2 separate regions of the Homo sapiens genome follow, and region 1 is linked to region 2. A link is an interaction called in ENCODE POLR2A ChIA-PET data of the cell type or tissue named here. Cell type or tissue: CD4-positive, alpha-beta T cell. All regions are shown on one strand. Each heading gives the region's core, and the rest is flanking DNA. Links, peaks and the distances in the headings are about the cores only. Region 1 has its middle 4.0 kb from the start of ZNF326. Region 2 overlaps LOC107985743 (a long non-coding RNA gene).

Evidence for each region. Peaks named below come from ENCODE experiments on the same cell type or tissue, not always from the same donor. Only the 100,000 strongest peaks of a DNase experiment are listed, where the experiment ranks them.
Region 1: POLR2A ChIA-PET joins it to region 2 with 7 read pairs; 2 of 35 experiments call an interaction of 5 or more read pairs at or near these places.

Annotation. Positions count from the first base shown.
Region 1 is chr1:89,989,647-89,992,563 of GRCh38, reverse strand. No RefSeq gene overlaps it. Among named protein-coding and RNA genes, the nearest start is that of ZNF326, 4.0 kb to the left of the region's middle. In CD4-positive, alpha-beta T cell, for the core only: no CTCF peak of the experiment used is centred there; no DNase peak of the experiment used is centred there.
Region 2 is chr1:89,753,176-89,756,092 of GRCh38, reverse strand. All of the region lies in intron 2 of LOC107985743 (a long non-coding RNA gene), which reads right to left. Among named protein-coding and RNA genes, the nearest start is that of LRRC8D, 66 kb to the left of the region's middle. In CD4-positive, alpha-beta T cell, for the core only: no CTCF peak of the experiment used is centred there; DNase peaks (open chromatin) are centred at 992 and 1,392; H3K27ac peaks cover 1,535 bases.

The sequences.
Region 1 (2,917 bases), core at 125-2,624, 240 kb before region 2:
CACAGATTAAAAAACTTTTTTTTTTTCATAGAGCAAACGGTGGCAACAATGAGTTGATCACCAGATAGGAAACCATGAATCAAATTATTTACCTTTTTTCAGGGTCCACCCAGTTGCTGGAACCAAGTTTCAAGGAGGCAACCTCTGGAAATACAACTACAAGAAAAGCTCACAGATACACTATGTGTATTACTGTTGCCCCGGAAATGGGCAGAGCATTTTTTCCTCCTCCATCCTGATTGATTCACCCTGTTCTCCACCCTTTTCTTGTTTCCTCCTTTTTTCCCTTCTATGCAGATACTTCTCCACTTACTTGAGGTTACATCCCAATAAGCCCTTCATAAACTGAAAATATCACAAGTCAAAAATGCATTTAATATGCCTAACCTATTGAACATCATAACTTCACCTAACCTACCTTAAATGTGCTTAGAACATTTACATTAGCCTACAGTTGGGCAAAGTCATCTGGCAGCACAGTACATTGTAGAATATCAGTTGTTTACCCTTGTGATTACATCGCTGACTGGGAGACGCTGCCCAGCCTTGGAAAAGAGTATCCTACTTCATGTCACTAGCCTGCAAAAAGATCAAAATTCAAAATTGGATTATAGTTTCTACTAAATGCACGTCACTTTCACACAGCTATAAAGTCAAACCATAGTAAGTCAGAGACCATCTATACATGTTTTATATTCACCTAAGCTGAACATTTTGAAAACTGAACTCATAATTTCAAACCTGTTCGTCCTCCTGTATCCTTTCATCTCTGTTAGTGGCATCATGAACAGCCACACACTAATCCCAGCTTACGAGTCATCTAGTCAAAACTCAGCCCTCCCTCATCCTCCCACCTCCAATCCATTCTGAAGTCTTTCATCTGTTTATTAGTGCCTAAAATATCTTAAACCTGCCCCCTCCTCTTCATCCCCACTGCCACAACCTAAGTTTAGACTCTCATTATCTCTCTCCAAAACTATTGCCTCAGCTTCCTAATTAATCTCTCTGTCTTTCAGCCTCCTCAGGGTTGCAGTGATCTAAATGCAAATCTCAACATGTCATCATGCGTCTCTGTCAAGGATTAGGTGTAGTCAAATCTCCTTACCCTAGAACACATGCAGCAGGATCTGGCCACTGCCTGAACTGCGTCATCTCTCTGCATTTCCCTTGCCTCCTCTCTCCCACACTCTCTCTTTTGATTACCAATTTTAGGCGACAGGTTCCCAAAACACCCCTGTGCTTTTTCATACCACTGAACTTTTGCTTATGTTGTTTCCTCTGCTTGGAACACCACCTGGTTAACCGTACTCATCTTCAAAACACAGCTCAGGATTTATTTCCTGTAAGAATCAGTCCCAGATCCCAACCCCACCCCCTGGGTCAGTACTTCTCAAATATTTAGCATGCAAATGATTCACCTAGGGACTTGTTAAGACAAAAATCACATTCAGTCAGTCTTGGGTGGAACTGGACAGTCTGTATTTCTAACAAACTTCCAGGAGATGCTGCCGCTGGTGGAGCCACACGTGGAGTAGGAAGGCCTTGGGTTCTGTGACTGCACTATCTCCCATGCATTAAATACCCTGGCTTTATGTCTTCCCACATTAAAAGCTCTTTGGGATTAGAATCAAGACTTCTTTGCATCTTAAGTGCCAAATATATATGTTTACCAAGAAAACTGAGTTCTCACTGAATGTTTTTAGCTTTTTTTTCTTATAATTTTCCCCCCGTTTTCCTCTGGCAAAGAAATGATTTTGTAGCCTGAGGTCTTTAGGTGTTGGCATGACTAGAAGGGAATAAATATTGGGTCATTGTATTTGTGTGTCATGTGTGTATGTGTGTGCACACACACATACACACACACGCCCCTCTTCCCTAAAAGAGAAGACTGCCAGACAAGGAATTCCTAACTTAGAAACAAACCTGACCTTGGCACAAATGCATGGAAAGCCACAATACACATATATTTTCTCCCTTTCCTTCCTGTTTCCCTCCTCTTTCCCAAATAGGAGGTGCTGTTCCAGAGGCAGATGGCCATACCGCAGAGATATCTCACAATACATGAGACTATCCAGCTGTCTCCTAATTCATTTATTAAACGAATATTGACTGAACACCAACTATGTACCAAGCATCATTTTCTCACTTCACAGTTATCTCTCTCCCACCCCCTACCCCCCACAGTCTAGCTAGGCTGCCTGTCCTGTTCTTACTTTGTTAGGCGCAGATTTTTATCTTAAAGGGCCAATGCTTTGTACAAAGTCTCATGCCATTTCATCTTCCATATATTTTACAACAGATGGCAGGTAAATAATGCCAGACCGGCAAAGTCCGAAGTAAAATAAAAAAGAATAGGGCTTTTTATGTGAAGATGTAAAAGGATATAGGGCTGAAGTCAAGAGAAGACTTCTGGGAGAAGGAGGAAATGTGAGGTTACACCTAGGACCTGATCCTGAGGGAGTTGTCAGAGAAGCCCCACCCTGGAACCTGAGAAGAACTAAGTGAGTGGACTCCCTGAGGAGCCAGGGACCTTTGTTCCTCATCTCCTAACCACCTGCCTACATTCCTTCTGCTCTAACAACACAGGCCCATCTGCTGTTCCCCGAACAAGCTGTGTATTTTCACTTTCCCGGACTTTGCTCATGTTGAACTCTCTGCCTCTATCATGTTTCCTCTCTTCCTTTGCCATTCTTCAGGCTCAGTATAAATGTTGCTTCTTTGTAAACCTCTCCCGAAGTTCTTAATCAGAATCCCCTTCACTCTCTGTAACCTTATAAGTGGTTATCACAGCTGGATTTTTGCTATAATTAGTGAGTGAATTAGTTATATCCTTGCCTTGCTTCTTGTTCACACTCTTTGAGTGTGGAGACCCTTCTTTGCAACCCTTTGTATGGCCTGTACATAGCACATTGTCACT
Region 2 (2,917 bases), core at 301-2,800:
TCCATGTATCTCAGTCTCTCTTTCTATGGACTTAGGATAGTAATATCAGGATTCTTGCGATGATTAAATAAAATAATGACTGTTAAGTTATCTTCTGATTACTGTGCTTGGTACATGAATATCAATAAATGTTAGTTTTTACTATTAGGTTGCTGGGGATGGGGTGCGGGGAATAACAGAAATCACAGGGAAGGCTCCAGCTCCTCCAGAGCACTGCTAGTGGTGCCTTTGCTAAACACTCTTCACTGTTTTCGGTCTCAGTTGAAACAGAAGTTTCTCCACAAGGCGTTCCTCTCTACCTCCCAGCCTTCAGACTCTGAGTCAGGCATCTGTCTCTATGCTTCCCAGAACCCTGTGCTCACAGACACTCACCCTTTTCACCTCAGTTTAACTTGACCTCTGTAAAGACCCTGTTTCCAAATAAACTCATATTTGGAGGTACTGGGGGTCCAACATATCTTTTTGAGGGACTACAATGTAACCATAACACTGACCAAGCAGAATAACTGGTTGAGGAGGAATAGAAGTGGAATGGATTGTCATCCGAGAGTTTGAAATGGCTAAGGATATCTGGACTTCTGACATGCCCTCAAAACTCTCATGGAAACATTTGGATATTTCAGAAAAAGAGAAAGAAAAACTCACAGGTATAATCTAAAGACCTGATCTAAAGACTCATTAATGAGAGATAGATGACTTTCAAAAATAAAATTCCGATAACACAAGTGGAAGTGATTCTGAACAAAGGGAGTGTCTGGCTACCAAGAGAGCTCTTTGGTGAGTTCTTAAAGGGTCATGAAGAATTGTAGGAAGGAGGAGTGCATAATAAAGACAGAATATAACCTGCAAAAAGAAGCAGAGTGTGAAATACATTTTATAAAAATTCTAAGGGCAATAAAATGGGCTTTGTTAGACATATATAGAGCAAAGAGAACAACGTGGAGCAGGCACCACATGGGGCAGAAGATTTACGTCAGCAGATGACTATGGGCAGCAGCTGTTGATTTTGTTCTGAATTCTTCAATAGAATAATTTCCAAATTGTAAAGGCAGATCAAAGATGGGCAAAGATGAAAAGAAGTCAAATATTGATGAGGTAATACAAAGAAATCACTAGCTGTCTTAAATGAGCTCAAATATTTATACTAGACTAGGGGTCGGCAATTTTTTTCTATAGAAGTGATATTTTAGGCTTTGCAGGCCATATGGTCTTGGTTGAAACTATTCAACTCTGCTGTTATAGTGTGAAGGCAGCCATCGACAGTTTGGAAATAGGCAAATAGGCATGGCTGTGTTCCAATAAAACTTTATTTACAAAAATAGGCTGCTAGCCAGATTTGCGCTGGACTGCAGTTTGCTGATCCCTGCACTAAAGCAATGACAACCCAGACAACTGAGAGAACTTGCTGTTGCAACACAGAACCACTGTCAGTAATCTCTGAAAAATGCTGCAAGAAAGAGGAAATGCTCAGAATCTGGAGAAGGGCAAAGAACAAAAAGATTCTAAAATCTGTAGTTCACATGGTTTAGCACAGGTTTCTGACACATTTCCAGAACAAATGATTAGATAATCCTATATAACAAATGTGAACACCTACTTTGCACTATTTTAAGTTCCTAATGGTAAACACAACAGAAGTGGCCTTTGTACTCAAGGAATTTTTAGTGTCAAAAGAAAAAGTGATTTTGTAAGAAGTGATTACAGTGGCACTGAATGCTTTGAAAGGGGTTGGAGCAATGAAGATTTAAGCAAGGGGATCTAACTTAGTTTTGGGGAATCAGAGGAGGTCTCTCTGAAAAAACTGAGATCTAAAGCATGAAATTAGCCTGGAAAAGAGGACAGGGTAGAAAAGCATTCTAAACAGAGGGAAGAGCCTCTGCAAAAGCATCCGAGAGACTCCTCAAGACACAGAAGTAAACCAAAAGAGGTCCATGTGGCTAGAGGACAGAGAAGGAGAATGGGACAGGACAAACCTGAGTGGCAGGACAAAACTGAGCAGCAGGCAAGAAGTTCAGGACTATGAACTTTGTCATCTCTCTAACACACCAGTCTAGCAACACTAGCAAAAATAAAAAGAGGTGACTTTGACAGAACTTTGTTGTAGTGAGCTCACATTGGCTCCAATAACCACAGTTCCCTTTTCAAATGCTCATGAACCAGCCTCTTAGCTCTTCTCCCTGCTCCTAGTCTTAGTTCCCTCCAATCACTCCCCACCCAGATGCATCTTTAAAATGCAAATCTGATCATATCATGCCCATGCTTATACACCTTTAGTGGATTACCATGGTTCTTGGGATTTCATGTATTTAGATTTTAACAAGGCAGTTAACTAAAATATTTTTTAAATTGATAAATAAAAACTAGGCTGGGTGCAGTGGTTCACACCTGTAATCCCAGCACTTTGGGAGGCCAAGGCGGGTGGATCATCTGAGGTCAGGAGTTTGAGACCAGCCTGGCCAACATGGTGAAACCCCATGTCTACTAAAAAAAAAAACAAAAAAAACAAAAAAAAAACCTGGGCCTGGTGGCGGGCGCTTGTAATCCCAGCTACTTGGGAGGCTGAGGCAGGAGAATCATCACTTGAACCTGGGAGGCAGAGGTTGCAGTGAGCCGAGATCATGCCATTGCACTCCAGCCTGGGTGACAAGAGCAAAACTCCATCTCAAAAAAAAAAAAACCAACCAAACTATATGTATACATATATATATACACACACACATATATACATATACACACACACATACACATATGGTGTATAACACGATGTTTTGATATGTATTCATTGTGGAATGGCTAAATCAAGCTAATTTGACATATTCAACATTTACCTAAATCTTTAATGATGTTTTTGGGTGGAAATGAATTTGTAGCTGATACAAATTTGAATTAATAGAATATAGTCAAATGTCTTTAATGT